Regions from separate parts of the Mus musculus genome. Here region 1 is linked to region 2. A link is a loop called in an ENCODE intact Hi-C map of the cell type or tissue named here. Cell type or tissue: gastrocnemius. All regions are shown on one strand. Links, peaks and the distances in the headings refer to the core of each region. The heading gives the core; the rest is flanking DNA. Region 1 overlaps Adamtsl1 (ADAMTS-like 1). Region 2 overlaps Saxo1 (stabilizer of axonemal microtubules 1).

Region 1 (11,183 bases), core at 1,654-9,653, 210 kb before region 2:
TTGTTTTTATTTACTAGCAGAAAGCTCTTTGGCCTAACCACTCTGAATCCTGCTGGGCCTGGGTGTTACACTGTACCAGTCTATTTAACCCAGAAGTCTCCCTGCAGAACCCTATGTTTCTACAGTTGGGAAGGCTTAACTCATAATGAACAAAGTGGCGATGCTCTACAAAATGATGCCCTCATTTTAACAGTGTTTCTTGGTGAATTTTGAGTCCTAATATTCCTTTATTTCTCCAAGTTCTAACTTTCAATTTTGACCTCCACTATACATGAAATTTCCCAGTCTCCTACATTGCTGAGTTGCCTCAACCCCCAAAGATCTACATTAAGCCCAATATATATACCTGGCCACCCTTTCCAGCAAACTTCATGGATCCCCACCATGTGCTGTCACCACCATCTAGCCATCCCTTCTCTGAAGCTCTTCTCAGCCTCATGTGTCCTTCACACTCAGCAAACACCCATGTCTGGTTTAATTCCACTTCCTGCAACCCCATCTTCATTCTTTGCTTTCTTGGCTTCCTCCCTGAGCCTTGGTCCAAGTTCTCACAATCAGTAACCCAACTATGATAACCATTAACCGCAGAATTCTCTTCATAACTCTCACTCTGGACTTCCCAATCTGGTATCAATGCCTTCTTAACATAAACCTTCTATTAGGCCTTTAAGATGACATATGCTGAGACCCATCAAATAAAGGTATAGCATGCAGTGCTACATAGGCAAATTTAATCAAGAAGTCTTTCCTCCGTGGAATACTCTATGTAACAGATGTTCCCTGGGGAGATATGAACAACAACAAAAAAATCTACTTATGTCAGGTAGAGTAGACCAACATACTAATACCACTGAAGTCCATTAGTAAAACAAGGACTTTGGTTGGTATTTATAGGCATGTGGGTGAAAGATTACTTATAGAAGCAGAAAGTCCTCAGACAGCTGCATCATCAAAGTCCACTCCAGCATGGTGACAGCTCATCAAACCTGCAAATCTATGTGCACACTGAACAGCCTGCAGGCATTTCAACAGGTTGGAAAATATCCCTTCCAGTAGCTCAGTGGGTCTGAATTTCTTCAAGGCTACTAGGCTGGTCTCTACTTCCAGGAAGCTCAGTTTATCTAAGAATATCTCTCTCAGCAATCCTTACAGCTGTGTGTTCTTGGAGGGTCTAATAAATCTGATCAGTTTAGGGGACTTCCTGAGGTTTTTGAGTTGTTCATTTCCTAAACTTAACAGCTTTACTTTAGGATAAAATATTTCACCCCATCCCACACCGATCCCCATATCCACCCCTTAGAACACTCAACTGTTTTACTTCTCTTTTAACTTCCTGTGTTTTAACAACCCCCACCCCAAATGGGACAGTTTTATCTCAGAGGAAATTTTTAAACATCAAATAACAATTGATATCTCACTGGGCAGTATTCTTTGAAACCCTTTGGTCTATGTTGTCTAAGTAATTTCCTACAAATTTCATCATGTTATATCTTTCTTTAAAACCCCTTCAGATGATACCCCAGGGCTTTAGGATTATTTTTTTAAAGACTATATTTCTCTATCTGTCCCTCATCTGACACTGAAGTCTCGTGACCCCCATGCTTCATCCTCAGGCCTACTTGGAGCTATGTGGCCATGCCATAGTTGGGCATGATGTCGATATAAGCCTACATGGTTAGATGTTGTCCCCATTCCTGTTTTCCTAGCTAACTATTCATGTTGCCGCTTCTGCATCACTGCTCCCAACCTATCCATAACAATGTAGTTGCGCTATTTAATGTAGGCTCTTTTGGTAAAACTGATCATGTTTTTCATGTTTTCCAGTAGTTTTCTCCTTCACTAGATGACAGAACCCTATAATATAATAACCACTTAAATTCGTCTAAAATCCTCAGCATCTAACGTAGTGCCCAGTGGGTACCCAAATGTTTGGTAAAAGTAGGACTGAGTGAAAAAGAGGGTGAAATGAGTTATGAGCATAATAAGCAGTTCATACCATGTTAAACCTGGAAATCGTATCCCAGAAACAGAACATAAATGTCATTTTGCATTAAGGGCAGTAATATGACTTGAAGCACCAAGGAAATGAACTCAACTCTAAATTAAACTACCAAGTGAAACATTTTTTAAAAATCAATGTAGTCAAAATTTATTGACATGCTAATCATGGGGAAATCTTTGAAAATACAGGTCACATGAGCATATTTCTGTATAAGAATATAGCCTTTAAGTGGTCTCTTTATTGTATATTTCTTAAATTTCTTATAAAAATAATGAAGCCACGGCCTTGCCATGAATCATGTATGGCAGCTAATATATGCAGCATAAATGGTATCTTTATTATTTGTCTTTATTGCATATATTTTAAAATATCCCTTACCAGAGATTTACCTTTTCATACCAGAATGTGACCTTAAATGATGATTCATGAGGACAAGTATTTTTCATTTAATTTTATTACATTTCCCTTGCTTTCTTTCCTCTGTCTACATTTTCCTTTCTGCTTGCTAACTCTCACTTAAAGGACTGAAGCTTCACCAAGCCATCTCCGCGTGGTCACAAAGCTACCATAGACTCTGAAGGCTTTCCTGATGTCAAAGTTCATCTTCTATAAAGACAGGTTTTCATCTATGTAAACATACTGGAGAAATTTATTAAGCATATATAATACAAGCTTTAGCAACAGGATCTGGACATAAATAATAGGTAAAAGATAGATGAGTGACACATACATACATACATACATACATACATACATACATACATACATAGAGTTTGCAGATAGGTAAATAATGAGAGAGCAATGGTAGATAGCTAGGTAGATAATGATAGATAGATAGATAGATAGATAGATAGATAGATAGATAGATAGATAGGAAGGAAGGATTGATTAATCTGGTCCTCTCCCATGCCTGGAATGTCAGAATGCCAAGAAGAGCCAATTCCTATTGTGGGGACACAGCTTCCTGGAGTGACCAAACAGTCTGATAAAAGAAGGATCTGTAACAGCTGGATGTTTGCTTTATATCTTTGAAGCATCTGCATTTAGAGTCTTCTCAGTCACCCAGTCATCAATTCAGGGAACATTTATGAGCCGCACGTTCTTTGCCAGACACTACACTCTGCACTGGGGAGTACATAGATGAACTTTTCTCAGAAGATCCCTAATCCTAGATCTGTTCAGGGAAACAGAGGAAATAGCAGACACATGAGCTCTGAGCATTCTTGGAAGAGATAAGGTACCCATCCTAAGTCAGAGTGTGGTGGAAGGGAGCCATTCACCAAGAGCCACAGAAAATAGAACAGGCTCTGAGAAGGAATGGCCTGGGGCTGGGCCTTCTAGGATACCTTAGAAGTTTATGGGTGAGCAGGGAGCTAAAAGGCGTAGTGAATAACATGATCAAAAGCCGAGGCAGAAGTGCCTGTGTGCCCAAAGAAGGATGAATTGTCTGTTGCAACTAGTGCCCTAGTACGTGGTAGAGTCTAAAGAATAAGCCAGTAAGATTGCCATAGTCTAGAGTGCAAGGACCCATAAAGGCATTTTCTGGAGCCTGGTCTTTATCTTGTGGGTGCTCAGAATCTCCTTGAAGCTTAAGGTATATATAAAGCACCCAGGTGATCTTAAAATTCTTCCTTACAACTATTATTGTCTTTGTGCTGTTGCAGACTTCTGCATGAGGTTATGGATAATTTATCTGAGGACCGTCCTTTAATCAGGTCCTATCTGGAGCTTGACAATCTACCCCTTATTTTAAGAGTGGTTACACTATAAGATACTTGGAGTAAGACAAATTATTTTCACCATCTACTAACTTAAGTTTGAAGGAAAGAGAAAACAAACCTACATTTTTCTCTTATTTCATTTTTCACATTTAATAAGGAACTCTAGTTGAACACTTTGAATCTAATAGCTGTTTATACTCACCTACTTGCTTAATTTTGGAGTATATCCAAAGTGAACAGGATCCCATGTGCCTCAAAAAATATTTGAATGGAGAAAAATGTAGCTATTAATCATTGAAGTGCTCTGCAGTCATATAAGTACAAACATCAATAGGAAAGTTACTATATTATCAGTCAACAGATGACCATTAGGACTCTGCATATACTAGCTGCCAAATATCTCCATACATCATTATGCCTGGTGAATTCAGGAGGCCTTTGGGTGTCTTGACTAAATTTTAATCTTTAATAACAAAAAATGTGGTTTGACATCATCTTAGAGTTTGTAGGGATATGGTCTTATGAACTAGACATCTACTTTTCTCACTGCACTCTCAAGGATATAAATATTTAAAGATATCACATGCCTCTAGAATCTATTAGGAAATGGTAGAAGCTGGGTGTGGTGGCGCATGCCTTTAATCCCAGCACTTGGGAGGCAGAGGCAGGCTGATTTCTGAGTTCGGGGCCAGCATGGTCTACAAAGTGAGTTCCAGGACAGCCAGGGCTACACAGAGAAACACTGTCTCAAAATACCAAAAAAAAAAAAAAAAAAAAAAAAAAAAAAAAAAAAAAAAAAAAAAAAAATGGCACTGTATTTTTCAGCTCATACTCCAGCCAGTGATTATGAGGAAACAAATGAACATTATGAGGAATGAAATGAAGTTTAGTGGGGAAACTATATGGAAGGAAACACACTAGAGATGAACTCCTTCAATTCTAAATTATTTTATTAAAGATATAACCAAAATACTGGAGAATATTTTGAGTCCAAATCCCATATACTTAATATGAGCAGTAAGAAAAGTAAAATCTCTTCATCTGTGTGTTTAACAGGTTGATGGGAGAGCTATTCAAAATTGCTGTTTGGGTCTGGGAATATGACTCCATGACAGAGCACATCCTTTAACAAGCGTGAGGCCCTGGGTTCGGTCTCAACACTAGGAAGAAAGCTCTATTTTAAAAATGAAATGCCGTCTAAGGATATAGATCAGCAGGAAAGTATCTGGGTTCAATCCCAGTACTACTAAATCACTAGACGGCTAAGTAGATAGGTGGACAGGCAAATGGGCAGATGGATATGCAGAGACACAGATGGATTCTGGTAAGGTCTACCCACTCTCTAGAATCCCAGAGAGGGGTAAAGAGTCACTCGTTGTAGGGACTTTTTAAGGGCAAAACACAAGGCCACCGTATTTCCCATGTGGCTTTGTCATTTTTCAAAAACTACAACTTCCAGCATTCCAGGCGGTTAACTTGCCCTGGAGCTTACGGCCACGCTTACAGGTTGACTTTGACTCTTACAAGTGGGCAATGGCCAAAGGAATCAATGCAAAGAAAAACACTCACTGTGTCACAGTGACAATGGCCAGAAACCATTGTATCAACTTACATTTTTCAGCAAACTTTATATTGTTAAAGTTTCTGAAACCCAGCAACATGGCTCACCCTGTAAAACCACTTGCTGACCTGAGTTCGATTTTAAGGAGCCACTTAAGTGTAGGAGAGAAACAATTCTATACACTTTCCCTCTGATTTCTACATATGTACCATGATATGCATACCTGTACACACACACACACATACACACACACATGCACACGCATGCATGCAAACACACATGCACGTTAATAAGTATATAAAAAAGTACTTTTTTAAAGTTTCTAGAATTAATAGATTTCCTGAAGGTTGTTTTACTGTCCAGTGACTGACAAGCCCATTGGATTGGCTTGATTCTTTTTCTTCCTTCTTTCCTTCTTTCCTTCCTGCCTTCCTTCCTTCCTTTTTTCCTTCCTTCCTTCCTTCCTCCCTCCCTCCCTTCCTTCCTTCCTTCTCTCCTTCCTTCCTTCCTTCCTCCCTCCCTTCCTTCCTTCTTTCCTTCCTTCTTTCTTTCCTTCCTTCCTTCCTTCTTTCCTTCCTTCCTTTTTTTCTTCCTTCCTTCTTTCCTTTTTTCCTTCCTTCTTTCCTTCTTTCCTTCTTTCCTTCCTTCCTTCCTTCTTTCCTTCTTTCCTTCATTCCTTCCTTCCTGTCTGTCTGTCTTTCTGTCTTTTATTTTATTTTTTTTTTATTGTATGAGTGTTTTGCCTGCAAGTTTGTCTGACTATCTGCATACAATACTTACCTGGGATTAGGTAACCTAGGATACCTGTGAACTGCCATGTAGGCACTAGGAATCAAACCCTAGGTCCTCTGTAAAAAAAGCCAATGTCCTTAAGTCCTGAGCCATCTCTGCAATCCCTTGACTTGGGCAACAGTATGAATTAGTTTATCACCTTTCTATATAGTAGTCTTATAAGGCTGGAACCAGGTTTAGATAGTCAATGGCTTTCCTGACAGGACTCAGGCCGGATTCCTCTGATTAATAACTAAAGTCCTGCAGTTCCTGCCCCTGGCTATCTGAGCAGTTGATTGAGGTGAGAGCAGGGGTACAATTCAGCCCTAATATCTTACTGGCTACCTAATAAGACCACCACCAAGGAGGGTGACATCTAGCCTGTTGGAGCTACTTTCCTTCAATGCAAACTCTCAGCTTTTGGACCTAGATTAAATGTCTCAAACAACCAGGGCAGCAAGTGAATAACTAGAGACTGTTCCTAAGAAACCAAAGGACACCCTGAAATGTCTTGGTTGAGCTGCACCAACCTAGCAAAGCCATGGTTTAGCATATAAGAACTAGGGTTCTATCAGAGTGTAGTAACAGAAATCTCAAAATTATAGTGGCTTCAAAGACTAAAGAGTATTTTGCATAAGAAGAGGTAGGCAGGGCTTCTCAGTCAACAATGAAACCTACTCTATCTTTTTCCATATCACTCACACCCCATTTGCATATCGCATGCACCCCATGCCAATTCTTGGCAGCAAGGAGCGGTGTGGGTCTCTCTTTAGCTGAGGTCTTTGAAATCGCATACATCCATCTGTTTATATCCCATTGGCCATCGTTTAGTCCAGTGGCTGTGCTTGCCTTCAAGGGAGCTTGCCAAATATAGCCTATACAGAAAACCGTGTACCATGCTAAAAGCTGAGGGCCCTTAAAAGGGAAGGGACAAATACTTGGAGAAAGCCAACAGTCTGTGCCCCAGGAGGCCTCGTTCCTGCCTTAAGCAGCCAGATTATAACGATTAAGTTCCATGTAAACAAAGTGTTTTACTGCGGTCCCTCTGAAAACCACTGACATGAGGCTATTTTTCTTGCATACCAGATTTCAGCGCCTCTGGCTCCCAGTGCCCTTAGAAATCACCAGTCCAGATGAGTTCTTCAGAAACCTGGTTCCTAAATCTCCCATTGCCCAGTGTGGTTGAGTGAGTGCTTGCTTCCACGTGGGGGGAGAGGAGAGTCCTTTCTCTCTGCAAATTAATTTTTTTCTGATGGTTGATTCTGATGGCAGGAGGTCCCTCTTCCTCATGCTGGAAGCTGCACAGATTATTTTCATTGGATCATAAATATGTTGAACACTTTATTATACTAACCTTTTAAACCAGTTCTCTTTAGTGGCTACAAATCACAGTTCAGGGGCAAATTTCTAAGATTCCAGGGCTCCTGAATTCCTGGATGCTCAAGTTAAATACCTGAGATTACAAGTGGGGAGCTACAAAATCTTTGCTACATAATTCACTGCAAAGACAAGAAGCAAAGCCCTTTGACCTGACTCCTGGTTTGTCAAAAACAAAAACGAAAAAACCACCTCCCTGCTCTTTACTCCACCAAGAATCAGGTCGTGATCAGGATCCTTGCCGGTGCTGACCCTTTTTGCTTTGCTTGCCCAGTGTTCCAGGACCTGTGGAGGAGGGATTCAGAAACGTGATGTTCTCTGCAAGCAGCGTATGGCTGACGGCAGCTTCCTGGAGCTTCCAGAGACCTTCTGTTCTGCCTCCAAACCAACCTCCCACCAAGGGTGCAAGAAAGATGACTGCCCCAGTGAGTGGCTTCTCTCAGAGTGGTCAGAGGTAGGTATGCTTCTCTTCTCAGGGTGAGAGAACGCATAGGACAGAAATCATCCCACACAATAGAAAAGAGACCAAAAAGCTCTCCTGACAGTGTGGAATGGCATATTGTAATGCCATCAGTCTATATGGTAGGATGCATAATATCTAGGCTATGGGCTGATTTTATTATGGGGACCTAGGCTATGCAGCCAGCCCTTACCTAACAGTTGAACATCAGAAACCTGTGATTATAAATGGGAACTCCCTCAGACAACCCCAAAACCCAGAGTTCTTCGCGTCTTTCTGCACCTAGCCCCTTCTCCCAACAGTCATGCTCCCACGTCCTACTCCCAGCTCTTTCCAGTCTCTGCTCAGGAAGGGCAAGGCCTCCCTGGTTCTTCTCTTCCAAGTTTCTGGACAATAAAGGATGTGATTTATTAGGAAAAGAAGGCCAAGGAAATCCTGCCTCTTTACTGTTAGTTTCCTGACTCTAAAACTTGAACAACTTCCCAGCAAGAGAACTTGATTTCCCCATTGCTGTGTACTTGGGGAAAGTGGTGGCTCAGCGCTCTCAGCTCCAGATGGTGCCTGGAGTTAGGGATCCCAAACTTAACCTCCAGCTAACCTGCTTCTCCGAGTAATTCTTGTTTTGACACTGGCATGAATCCATTTACATCCAGAGTTAAAAAGTCACCCGGACTGCTTTCAGCTCCAGGATTCTCTTTGAGTTGCCTTTAACTACCCAGCTTCAAAGACCTGAGTGTCTTCCACAGAGAAGTCTAAAAATCATTGCTGTACAAGCAAACTCAGCAACTGGCAGAAAGACTGGTACATCCCAATCATATCCAAGACCCTTCTCTTTCTTGCCTTGGCTTTTTAGTGTATAACATGCAACTCAGTTTGGAACTGCTGGTGGTTTAAATGTGTGTCACAGGAACACTCTCTTCCAGACAGAAAAGGAAGCCTGAGGAAATAAAGATGCCTGACTTCTAAGCACGGAACTCTTGCTTTGTACATTACCAGGCTGTTGAGAGTCCATCTGATAGTGCCTGCTGTGGGAAGTGGGGCTGTACAAGAACCTAAACTACCATCATAATCTATTAGTAAACTTACCTCTGGCTGTGTCTCACCCCAGATGTTTCAGGATAAAAAGGAGAATGGTTATTTGGGCATTCCAGAAACAGTTTGTATTTCAGCAGAATACAAGAATGGAGGGGAAGAGAAAAATGTGTACATATTTAAAGGTGTGTGTACACAGACATGCTGGCTGGTGGTTTTTAGTTGACCAAACTAAAACAGCCATGTTTTAAAGCTGTCCGACCCCTTGCCCCTTGGATGCTTGGATCTGGTACTGTCATTAATGGTCAAACAGATGTCAAATAGAATCTGGAGTCCCTAATCAGCAGGCAACACAGAAGAACAACAGAAAACTGTTGATTTGGGAGGCATTATTACTTAATATAATAAATCATATTAAGAAATGCCTACACAGAAAAGAGCCCTGGTGTATGTGCCAAGCAACAACATCCTGGCCAAGTGTCGATTGGGTGATGGGCTATCATGGATGGGCAATGGAGAGAAGACTATATATGTCTAATAATTGCCACCCCTCCATCCTCTGACATTTGTGGCCTTTGGAGGATATTGAACACAGAACAGTCATTAAAAAGTGATTTAAAAGAAGGACCCTTCTGGTTTAAGCACCAAAGGAAGGAACCCACTGAACCAGATCATATTAAGCCAAGTAGACCATTAGAACAGGATCTTATAGAGCTAAGAGTTCAGACACAATGACAAGCAAACCTGGCTCTAAACTCTCACTCCCTTAGCAACTATACAGCATGAAGCTCATTGCTTCATCTTTCTATCCCTTAGTCTGACTGTATTTGAAATGAAGATAACAGAGTGTATCATGTAGGCAGAGTCTTGATTAAGTGAGACACATGAAGTACTTGTGTCTAGTTTACCTTAACCCTTGTTCCCTACCTTCTGGGTTCATTATCAGGAGAAAGAAGGATCTAGGTAAAACACTCCATTGCCTGCAATGGCTGGGCTCAGGGTCATATTCTAGGTCTCCCTTGTGCTTTGCTCTTCTCCCTAAGGAAATAAAATGACACACTTGGTAAAGTATGAAGGCTTAGCCCTTATCTAAAGTTCTGAGCTATCAGGGTTCATGAATGGAAATTTCTAGCATTGAAGAGAGGCTGGAAATAGTGAGACACAATCTCCCAGAGATACATCTGGGGCTCACTGGTACTAGCCTAGCTTCTTGGGTCAGTGAGAGAGACTCTCCTTTAAGAGAGTTATGTGGAGAGTGACATATTGTAATACTACTATATGTCATCTTCTGGCTTCTGCACATGCAGTGAACAAATGAGAGTTCATGTGCGCACACACACACATACACACACACACACACACACACACACACCACACACATTTTTAAATCTAAAACAAAATGAGAACTTCATGGTTAAAGCGGAAGCGGGAGTGGGGTGACAGGTCTCCAGTGGTGGGAGTCGCCATCACTGAGAAGCAGCCCCGGCATCGCCTCCTCACCATGGTTACCAAGCATGGCTTGAGAGACTTGATTTCAGCTTAGCTTCACTACTTTAGAAAGGTGGAGCTTGATGCTAGAGAAGGAATGAGACTACCAAAGTCACAGCTGACCTTGGCCTGCAGTCTGGCTAATGGTCTGTTTTTCCACTTGACCAAACAAAAACAGCCATGTTTTAAAGCTGTCCGACTCCTTGCCCCTTGGATGCTTGGATCTGGTACTATCATTTATGGTCAAACAGGTGTCAAATAGAATCTGGAGCCCGTAATCATCAGGCAACACGAGCAGAGGTTTGTTCTCAACCTGCACTGGTCCTTGGCATCTTGAATTTCTGTTGGGGTGGGTGGCAGCTGTCACAATCTGTCCCACAGGCCAGTGTCATTTCAATGTATTCACATATAAAATTTCAAAGTGTAAGACAGCTTTCAGCTGTTTTTACTGTCATCTTTCCATTGGCATGCTGCCATGACCCAGGTTCGGGGCCTTCATCATCTCAAGCAGAGGCCGTAGCAGCCCCTCCATCCCGTTCCGTCTCCCCTCCCCTCCCCTCTCCTCCCTTCAGCACAGTGTTGCCAGATCCACCTTCTCATACACCTCTTCCATCATGTCACTCCCTCCTTCACGGCTTCCCATTGCTCTGTGGACCAATTCCAAACCTGTCTGAAAATGAAAGGTCTCCAAAGTCAGGTCCCAAGTCCCTCTCACACTCCCGACTACACTCGCCTCATCAGTGAAACTGCCTTGGGCTTGCCCCAAGCCCA
Region 2 (11,183 bases), core at 1,868-9,867:
CCACACACCTGGGTGCAGATCAAAGGACAAGTTTCAGGCTCAAGTTCATTCTCTCTACCTTGAGGGTCTCAGGTATCAAACCCAGGCCCTCAGGCTTGACCACAAATGCTTTACAGCCAAACCATCTCATTACTGCCCTACTTTTTCTTGTTGTTGTTTTGAAACAATAAACCAGTGGTACAAATGTCATAAATCTAAGTGCATTCCCTCAAATGTTTGAAGTGATCTTGATGAAAGATTTGGGGCAGTTAGGTCATGGGATTTTTTTTCCTTTTTCATTTTCTTATAGGTGTGGTATACATGTATGTAGGTACACATGTATGTATACACATCTGGAGGCCTGAAGTCGATGTCCTATCAATCATCTCTCGATCCTTCTTCTACCTTATTTACTGTGGCAAGGGATCTCTGTCAAACCCAAAGGCCTCCCCACCCCCCTATAAAGTTAGTCACTTCTGAGACTAGTCTTGCTCTAAGGCTCTCCTGCTTTTGCCTTCTGGGGCTAGAACTGTAGAAGGCAGGCCACCTCACTGACAGCAATTAATTGGTTATAGAGATCCCGGCTCTGGTCCTCATACGTGTCTACTGCAACCACTGAGCAGTCTTCCCTGACTAGTCGTTTGTATTGTAATGGGGCTTACTTTAGTCAGATTGATTTCCAACAATAGACTAAAATATCTGTTCACACATTCAAGTACTATGAACCCCTACTATTTACCACTGTTCTAAGAGCCAGAGATATGGAATTTAAAAAAAATAAGATAAATTAAAGTGCATGCAAATAATGAGTTTTGAAATCAAGAAAGGAAGCAATAGTTTGAACCAGGGAACATGAAGGGATGTCATAACTCCATAGATCTCTTAGACAAGCCATGAGCCTCTGAGCTCCTGAGGGATGACAAGTAGGGAACCAGGCCACAGAAAAGGGGAAGACCATAATGGAGCAGGAAGAAATAGTCCCAGGTCTCATGACTTCCTACCTCCTGTGAGGGTGTCACAACACCCTCCCTCAACCCAACTACATGGGACATGGATGAGAGCAACAGATCAGGAGGGGAGAGGAAAGACCTAGCTGTGGGAAGGGACCTTTTCAAGAACAGATTCGGGAGCAGCTGTGTCTGGCAAGCAGGCCAGTTCTGTGGCAGCTCTTCTCAGCAGGCCTGCAGCTCAGCAACTCACTGCACAGCACCTAGACTCCAGTCTCAATGGAAGGCAACTGGTCAACAGAACTGATAGATCAGCTTAGTCAAGATATGCAAACTGACCCATGCAGCAAATGTATGCCACGGTGAAGGCCCCCCGTTTGTGTGAACGTAAATACACTTTATTTGAACCAGCGTCTTCACTAGACAGAACTGAATCCATCCTCATTGCCTATAATTCTTCATCTATGATAGAGAATAAAAGAAACATGCAAACCGGGTTACACTAAAGCCACTCTGCGCATCTGCAGAAACAAACATTCCGACTTATTTTGTTACTTTTGTTCCTGTTAATCCACATTCAGAAAAATACAAGAAAACCAGCAGCAAAATTGCAAAAGACAAAAGGGGGATTTCAAAACTGACTCAAATGCCCCAAACCAGCACAAGCAAAAAATATTCCCAGAATGACCTTGGTCTTTAAGCAAAGGGAGTCTCCACACTTCTGAGATTACAGCTCCAGCTGAAACTGAAAACTCGACTAGCCATACCCAGAGACATCACAGTGATGACATAAACAGCCCAAAGAGAAGCCCTGAGTTTTCAGATGTGGCAGACCGGGAAAGTGCAGATGCTTTTTGGCTTCATGCAAACCCCAGAGCCCCCAGGTGGAAACTGTGAAGTAACCGACACGCTTTGGCATCTGCAACTGCGAGGAGTACACAGGATGAAATGGAACAAACACGAGGGAAAACAGATTTCTCGTGGTGCGATTCCCCAAGTGGGTGCCCTCTGCCTACTAAAACAGCTGTGAGGATCCTGGCATCCTCACACCCTTTCCTGACCAAAGCCAGAGCCCCCTCCAATCGTGTGACTCCCATCACTCCAGAGTACGTTCACCTTCCAAAGAGTCGAAGACTGTTAAAGAGGTTTGTTTTGGTTTTTATTCTCATTATACTCATTATGTGAACCACCAGTGCTGCGTGCTGTGGGTGGGTACCCCTGCTATATCATTGGGGTTAGAAGCCACACTCTTCATCCTTCTGAATATGTCTCCTATAAAGCTCACTTCTGGAATCAAGTAAAGACGATCCAGGGGTTGCAGACTGTGTCTGTGTATCTCTGGTTCCCGACGAATTCCCCCTTTAGACGAGACCACACCTCCAGAAGGCCTAACACAGCAACAAGATCCGAAGCAAAAGGATTCCGAACACCCAAAACACTCAAGCCACCCCTAAGGCCTCACTCTGGACTCCTGTTGAAACTCTTTTGTACTTTTTACTCTTTATGAAGAAATACACTCCGGTTAGCTGGCTTTCCAGAAGCCCTCTACAAATACTTTCACAGAAGCACTTTACAAAGACAGGGTCACAAGCACATACCTGCGGCCCCAGCGGAAGTGGCGCCAGAAAGACCAGGAAATCAAGGCCAGCCTCTGCTAACACAGTGAGTTCGAGAGCAGCCTAAACTGAACCCAGGAAAAGTAGGGGATTGTGGTAAAAAGCAATCACAAACCAAGTGGCTGTAGCCTCAGTACCAAGAAGCAGAGGGATCACAAAGGTGGGAGCCAGCCTGAGCCACACAGTGAAACCGTCTTAGCAAAAGAAACAAAATGGCAAGCAAACTGAGGCGAGAACAGCGCAAGGGCTACAACACAAAAGAGAATGGGATCCTGAGGAGGTGGGGTGAGAAGGTGAAGGGTGAATTCGATCACGATACATCATATTCATATGACAGATTTTTACAAAGTAAACAAAATCAAAGCTTCATAATTCCATCTTGAGGAGTATCTAAGAAAAAAAATCAGTATACATACACAGCTGTTTTAGGAACTTTCAGTGTGATTAACAGGATCCGTGGGTCTGGAAAGTCTTCCTTCTTGTGAGACTACAGAAAGGAAACCTTTCATTAGACCCAATTACTGTGGCTGTTGCCGAATGAGGGACATTCCACCGCACACCAAGCTCAGGGCTTGCATTTTACATACATTGCCTTACACAATCTCTTTCAAATATTAAGGACTTCTTGAAAAGATTACAAAAGACAGCTCAAGATGGCTAAGGTTTATGCACAGCGGTGGCCCACACTGCTCTAGCTGTTTTGCATGGCCAGCCAGTTGCATAGATTTAAAAATAGAACTAAGTCTCCTACTTCTCCTAACAGCACCATGAGCCAAAGCCAGGTTTGAAGCACTAAATAGGCATTTAAATACATGCTTCACTGCACTTTAGTACCAAATAACTCATTTCTAACTGCCCTATTTCTCCAAATCCTATCAAGCTACTTAATGAGGCATCTGAGCCCACTCTCACTTCCCACTGGGGAGGCAGGGATGGAAGCGACACACTGTCAACCAAACACTGCAACTGCTGCGTTAGAAATGCAGGGCAGAGATGGTTTTAACATAACCAACAGAAGGAGATGCACTGGGACCCATGGAGATCCTTCCAAGTAAGCTTATGAATAAAAAATTAGCAAAAATGTCAATAGATACTCAAGGTCTTAGCATGGCCAGAACTAACCCCAAAAATGTAAAACCCAAGACTGAGTCAGGGTCCTTTGTGATTATGGGCAACCAACGTGGTGGAAGCTAGGGTGAAAACAGGATACACAACAAGTTATATTACATTATATTACATATATATTGTATATATATTATATAAATATATATTACATGAATATATGGTACATGAATATACATATATATACACAAGAGTGTATGCGCATGTATGGGGATACACACACACATATATAATATCCAGTACACCCAATTTAATATTAGCTTTATCTAGAATACCTAGTTATGAGTTCATGGGGTGAGCTCATGATAGGTACATCTGGACAGATGTGGAGAGGTGGGGCCAGAGAACAGAGAGGCAAGGAGCTACAACAAGTTACCCGTAGCGCGGCCAGAGAAAGGGAGCCGCCACAAACTCTGAGTCCCTTGGTGTAGGGCTTAGATACATCACAGGAACCCTCAATGTCAGATTATATCACCACCCTTGTGTGGGCCTCTAATTTATATTTTAACTTCTGGTTGTTTTTGTTTTGTTCTTTGTTTTGGGTTGGTTTTTTTTTTCCCTGAAATTAAAATATGCTAGTTAGCAAAAACTGAGTTTTCTGGGTCTCGTCAGCAGATGTGTCTCATTCTGAATTAACAAGCATCTGGGTTTACATAGCATCTCCTCAGGGCCTAGTTAGCGTCAGGGCATGCCTGTGGCTGTGTGCTCTGCCTCGGGATTCTCCACCAGTAAGAATTACCACCAAGAGCTGAGACAAAGCTCAGTTGGTAGACGGTGTGCCTAGCACACCCATGGCCACGGACTCCATCTGGAGCACTGTGGTAACCTGATGTGGTAGCAAATGCCTGTTTCTGGTACCTGGGAGGTGGGAGGCAAGAGGGTAGGGGCTCAAGGTCACCTTCAACTACATAGATCAAGACCAGGGAAGAAGACTCTAGCTAAAAAGGAAACACAAAACAGTGCCTCGAGAGATGTTAGGCTTTGAGACCATTTCTGTGGCTTGGGGTGTTTCCCTAAAAAGAATCCTGCCTTACAAGGCCCCTGTTAGACTTCTTATAGCTGCCCTCTCAGCTGAACTTGTGGCTCTGACGCTACAGAATCAAAAAGTCCCCCTTCTGATTTTCACACAGAAGCTTGTTAAGATTCGGGAGCTGCAGGTGGGGCAGAGCACCAGGCCCGAGGACAGGAGTCAGTGAAAATATGGACGTAAAGAGCAAAGCCCACGCTGTATTCTGATTTGTGTTCAAACCTAGGTGGGTGCCTGAACAAATTATTTCACCAAAGTCATATCTGCAGCTTTACAAAGCCAGAGGCATCTACTGTCTTAGAGATTAGACTGCCCTCTTGTGGGAAATAGGAGGAAAAACTTCCTGGGTATTCCCCCTTACTTTTCTCCAAGAACAATTTGGGAAAAGCCTGCCTGTCTTCTCAGGGTATCACCTGGCCATTACCTCTTACAAAGACAGGCACACAACCGCCATGTCATTTTGGTTTTTCAAGAGAATCCAGAAACTCAAGACTTTAACCCAGAAGGTGTTGCATGATATTAAACACCATTCTAATGATTTGAAAAAAAATATTTGGGCCCTGCTCAGTTGCCATATTCGAGTGGTTTGGTGTCGCTGAGTAGTTAATTTAGAGAGTATTGTCAGCAGCCAGAACATCAGTGTAGCCAGCACAGTCCAGTGAGTCTGGGAGACAGGACACATGGGGGTAAATTCTAAGTCTACCCCAAGTCAATGAAGAACTGTCATAGGCAAAGATCTAGAAGGTGCACGCCTTTAATCCCAGCACTTGGGAGGCAGAGGCAGGCGGATCTCCACGAGTCTGAAGTAAAGCTGGTCTACATATCTAGTTCCAGGCCAGCCAAGGGTACATAGCAAGACTCTGTTCTCATAGGATGGGGGTAGGGTAGGGGCTATTTAAATTACCCAAGTCATATGATCTTAATGGTTTGTTTGTTGTTTGTTTTTTTAATGATACTGTAATAGCACCATGAGCAATCCCAGCTAGGAAGGAGGTGGAAATGGAACTGAAAGGCGGGGATTTAGATGGCTCAGTCAGTAAAGTATTTCCTCAGAACCTGTGTAAAAGAGCTGAGTGCAGCGGCCTGTGCATGCTGCCCCAGTACTGGGGAGGCAGACATGGGAGATTCCTAGGGCTGACTAGTCCATCAGCCTAGTCAAATTGGTGAACTCTAGGTCTCAAGAAATAAGGAAACACTCCTCCATTGCTGGTGGGATTGCAAGCTGGTACAACCACTCTGGAAATCAATCTGGAGGTTCCTCAGAAAATTGGAAATAGATCTACCTGAAGACCCAGCTATACCACCCCTGGGCATATACTGAAAAGATGCGCCACCATGACACAAGGACACATGCTCCATTATATTCATAGGGGTCTTATTTGTGATAGCCATAAGCTGGAAACAATCAAGATGTCCCATGACAGAAGAATGAACACAGAAAATGTGGTTCATTTACACAATGGAATACTACTCAGCTATTAAGAACGAGAACATTAGCCAGGCATGGTGGTGCACACCTTTAATCCCAGCAACTTGGGAGGCAGAGGCAGGCAGATCTCTGAGTTCGAGGCCAGCCTGGTCTACAAAGTGAGCTCCAGGACAGCCAGGGCTATACAGAGAAACCCTGTCTCAAAAAAAACAAAAAATAAAATAAAATAAAATAATAAAAGAATAAAAGAACGAGAGCATCATGAGTTTTGCAGGCAAATAGATGGAACCAGAAAATATCATCCTGGGTGAGGTAACTCAGACACAAAAGAACATATATGGTATTTTCTCACTGATAAGTGAATATTTGCCATATTTGTTCTATAACCCACAGAACAAAGCAAGCTAAATAGCAAGGTGGGCACAGGAATCTCACTCAGAAGGGGAAATAGAACAGCCATTGGGGGTAGATGGAGAGCGAGAACTGGGTGAGAGAGAGGATGGAGAGGGCATGCTATGGTGTGCTTACAGACAGGAGCCTAGCATGGCTGCCCTCTGAGAGGCCCAACAAGCAGCTGGCTGAGGCAGAAGCAGATACTTACACCCAACTAATGGACTGAAGTCAAGAACCCCTGTGGTTGAATTAGGGAAAGGCAAGAAGAAGTCGAGGAGGAGGGTAACCGCATAGGAAACCCAGCAGTCTCAACTCTGGATCCCCAAACTCTCTCACACACTGAGCCACCAACCAGGCAACATATACTAGCTGTCTAAGGCCCCCAACACATATACAGCAGAGGACTGCCTGGTCTGGCCTCAGTGAGAGAAGATGCACATAACCCTTGTCAACGGCCTGGCTGGGTGAGGGCTCGGGGAGGGGACATCCTCCTGAATACCAGGGAGGAGGGAATGGGTTGAGGAACCGTCAGAGGGCAGAACAGGAGGGGAAGAAAGACTGGACTGTAATATATATATGTGTGTGTGTGTATATATATATATATATACATATATATATATGATAATTTTTAAAAAGATATAAAGCAAGCTCTAGAAAAATGAAAAATCATACTGTATATAGGTAGCTTTAAAAAAACAATCAAAAGAAAGAAAGAAAGAAAGAAAAAAAGAAAGAAAGAAAGAAAAAAAGAAAGAAAGAAAGAAAGAAAGAAAGAAAGAAAGAAAGAAAGAAAGAAAGAAAGAAAGAAAGAGCAGTTGAGAAGGGTACCCATCATCCCCCCAGCCTCCTCGTGCACATACAACACACACACACACACACACACACACACACACACACACACGTTAACCCTCACAAACGCACAAGTGCACACACTCAGGTGAGCACCCGTGAGTGCCTCTGCACTGCTGTGTTGAGAGGTGGAGACATGAACACTTAAGGGACACAGCTTTGTCACAGGAATTTCAGAAGCTGAGGCTCCTTGCACTGTAAGACTACCCACCCTTGAGGCCCCACGGGAAAAACGCAGCGTGGGGTGCTGAGCGGGTGCTCTTTGCTTCCACAGCGGGTGAGGAAGTCTGTCGTGGAGATCACAGAATGGTCCTGTGAGGTCCTAGAAGCACTAAAACCACCCTGAGGGGATTGAGCAATGCAACTGGTAGTTTGAGAGGCCAAACTTCCTCCCCAAGGAGTGAGCAAGTCAAGAGCTCAAAACAGAGAAGACACTTCTCGCTGATGGGGCCGGAGAGTAATGAATGCTAGCTAGCTCTAAGCACTCTGCCAGACCACAAACAGCGTCTTCACCTTGCTTCTTTTTATCAAGATCCTGGAAGAATGGAAATCTGAAAATCTCACCAATTCTGTCAACAAAGCATGTCTTTTGTTTTTGAGGTTATTTTAATGCTTTTGTCGAATTAGCACCATGTTTCTGAAGAATCGATCCACTGCCCAAAGCTTCAAGCATAATGGGTCAAGCACTCAGGTGCCTGGGCCTCAGACCCGTGGAATAAAGGAATATGGAGACGGGACCCATAAATCTGTGTCCTTCAGGTGCAGATTTCCAGGGGATTCTTAGGGACATTTAAGGTTGGGGACCCTGTACCTTCAAGCACTCATGTGCAGGTTAAGTCTATCATCATGGCACAAAAACAGTCAAATAAGATCTAACTCTCATGAATAAAGCAACCATTGTATGACTACCAAATCCTTATGGCTTGGGAATGCCTCTAGTCCAGTAATTTTCAACCTTTCGTGATTCTGTCCCTCCCTAAAGAGACATTAGGCACCAGAGGTACATGTGAAGATCAGAGAACAGCTGGCAGTAGTTGGTTCTCTCATTCTATCATGTAGGTCCCAGGATTCAAACCCGGGTGCTCAAATTTGGCAACAAGGGTCTCTTCATCCACTGAGCCCTCTCCCCATCAGACATTTTTGGTTGTCATAATCAGATGGATGTCACTAGCATCTAATAACAGGTATATGTGGCTAAGCATCCTGCAAAACTAGCTGCACAAGACAGGCCCCAAGGACAGAAATGTCCATGTGTGTCACAGATGAGAACTTCTGTTCGAGCCTTTCATCTGCTTATGTGGTATAAAATTAGGCATAAATTCTTTTCATGGAAGTTTATATTTTAACTGCCTCTTATCTGATGCCCTTCTTTCGATGAATTCCCACGGTGTTAATCTTGTGGTAGAAAAGGGTCCACCTCCCTCTACAGAAGCCAGTGAGCTGCTTATGCATGAGATGTCAGCATGTGACCAAGACTGGGCCAAGTTCAAGTCCCCCTCTGTACATTGTAGCATACACGTGATATATATATATTATATATATGGGCTGCCCATGTAGCTCAGCAGATAGAAATGCTTACGGCCAAGCTTGGCAACTAGGCTTCAAGCCTCAGAATCCACGTGGTGGAAGGAGAGAACAGATTCCAGCAAGTTGCCCTCTGACATGTACACATACACACACACACACACACACACACACACACACACACTAGCAATAAGCCCTGTTGCCTCACACCTGAGATACTCTTCCAAGAAGGCCAATAACCATCAGTCAGTGCTCTTTGGGTCCACGTGTTCAGTAAGCTGAGAGTCCATCTGATTATTCTCTATCCAACCAGTCTTTCACTATCTAGAGAGTTATCTTAGCAAAGCCAAGTGATTCCTCTTCTGATTGTTTCCCAACTCACGGTCTTGTACAGAGAGCATCTCTGACACTGGCTGGAATTATAGAACCCTAGGCCTTTGAGAGCTCCACTAACTGGGCCATGGGAAGGACCCTGGATGCCAGCAGAGCTGTGTCAGAGGCTGACCAAAGCAGGCCTCTTCTCTTTGGAATGGAGAAACAGGATACTAATGTAATTTATGTCTTCAGTGATATAAAATGGGGTACTGTGAAGCTGAAGCACCCACAGATGCTGATGTGTGGAGAAAATCTGAGTGCATTATGAAAGCAAGCCAGATATGCCCAAAAGTCCTCAGGGCCCATGAAAGACACATGTGCTAGCTAATCACTCAGGAGTTTACTGAAAAATCAGAAAAATCTCTTCCCAGCTCTGTAACACAGTTCGCCTTTTCTTCTCTCCCCTCTAAGGTTACCATCAGAGACTCGAGAAGTCTTCAGGCACCTTCAGAGACAGGAGACAGAGATTCAGAGCCTAAACAGTCACTATCATAGAGCGCTATCTGAAGATCGCTTTGGGTTTTTGAACCAGAGTCTCTCTATGATGCTCAGGCTAACCTTAAACTCATTAACCTCCAGCTTCTGCCCCACTCAAACGCCACCAGCAGGCTCAGCAAGATGAACAAGTCTCTCTTTCACTACCATAAATAAAACCCCAGGGTCTTTTCATTTTTTAACCATTTATTTTATTTAATGTGCATTGATGTTCTGCCTGCATGTATGACTTCATGAGGGTGTCAGATACCATGGAGCTGGAGGTCCAGGCAGATGTGAGCTGCCATGTGGGTGCTAGAAATTGAACTCAAGGTCTCTGGAAGAGCAGCCAATGCTCTTAACCACTAAGCCATCTCTCCAACCCCAAAAGTGGAGCCAGCAAAATGTTTCAGTGGGTAAAAGCACCCGCTGCCAAAGCTGAGGACCTGAGTTTAAACCTCAGATCCTACGTGGTGGGAGGAGAGAGAACCGGCGCTTTCAAGTTATCCTCTGCATGCACACACAGTAATAAAGGGTGATCTGATTTCATATAATGTCAGGGCATAGGAAAGAAAAAAAGACAACGGAGCCCAAGGATGCTGAGGGCTCTGAACAGACTGGTAAGGCTCACAGTTCACCGCGCTCTGCTCACCATCACCTGGTTCTTTCTCTCCGCCCCGGCTGCTCTCTGACTTAAATCAGCATTAAAGGCTGCAGTGCTCCGCTGATTCTTTGCTTTGCGGGTTGGATTTCTGTCCAGGGGTGTAGGTAAACTTTATGTGGGGAACTGAGCGGAACGGCGTCATACTTACAAGACAAAAGTGGCAGTTGCAGGGAAGATGGTGACTTTTAAAAATAATCATCCAGTAAGGGGTAACATTTCTGAGATTAAGTAATTGACCAGCACACACCGAAACTGGATTCATTTCTGACATGACAAATTCAGTTTGTTAATACAGAATGAGGGGCTTTCGGATGCCTGCAAATAAACATTTCTCTGATGCTTGTTCCCGTCAGTCTGCACATGGGAAGTATAGTGGCTGCTGGGCTCCTGTGCAGGAAGCCCCTGGGGGTGCACTGGCAGCCCCGGAAGGCGCAGAGGGCCTGCCCATGAGTAAACAGTGAACAACCCTTGTAAACCAGGCAGGCAAGATAGCTCAGCAGGCAAAGGTGCTTGTCAAACAAACCTGAGTTCCTAAGTTCAATACCCGAAGCCTCATAAGGATGGAAGGAGAGAACCAACTCCAGGAAACTGTCCCCGCTCCTAGATGTACACACAATAGTTTTTAGTTCTGTTAAACCTTTGTAAACCACTCCAGTCTGCCAAGTATCACCCAGCCCCCAACCATTTAACTACACTCCCTTCTGGTTTAACTTCTTCATTTCCGGCCAGTTAATAAGGCCTACTCTCTTCTGAAGAATACACAATCTTTTAAGAACAAAGGTGG

Evidence for each region. Hi-C counts contacts between places; a loop is a spot of excess contacts. Peaks named below come from ENCODE experiments on the same cell type or tissue, not always from the same donor. Only the 100,000 strongest peaks of a DNase experiment are listed, where the experiment ranks them.
Region 1: it touches region 2 in a loop (2.1-fold over the local background); 2 of 42 quality-filtered maps call a loop at or near these places.

What each region holds. Positions count from the first base shown.
Region 1 is chr4:86,329,132-86,340,314 of GRCm38, forward strand. It overlaps Adamtsl1 (ADAMTS-like 1), which reads left to right. Exons shown (of 29, transcript NM_001368621.1): 17 at 7,707-7,886. Among named protein-coding and RNA genes, the nearest start is that of Gm33730, 110 kb to the right of the region's middle. In gastrocnemius, for the core only: no CTCF peak of the experiment used is centred there; no DNase peak of the experiment used is centred there; H3K27ac peaks cover 2,606 bases.
Region 2 is chr4:86,540,821-86,552,003 of GRCm38, forward strand. The region is part of intron 1 of Saxo1 (stabilizer of axonemal microtubules 1); the gene reads right to left. Among named protein-coding and RNA genes, the nearest start is that of Saxo1, 12 kb to the right of the region's middle. In gastrocnemius, for the core only: a CTCF peak has its summit at 5,015 (motif pointing left); no DNase peak of the experiment used is centred there.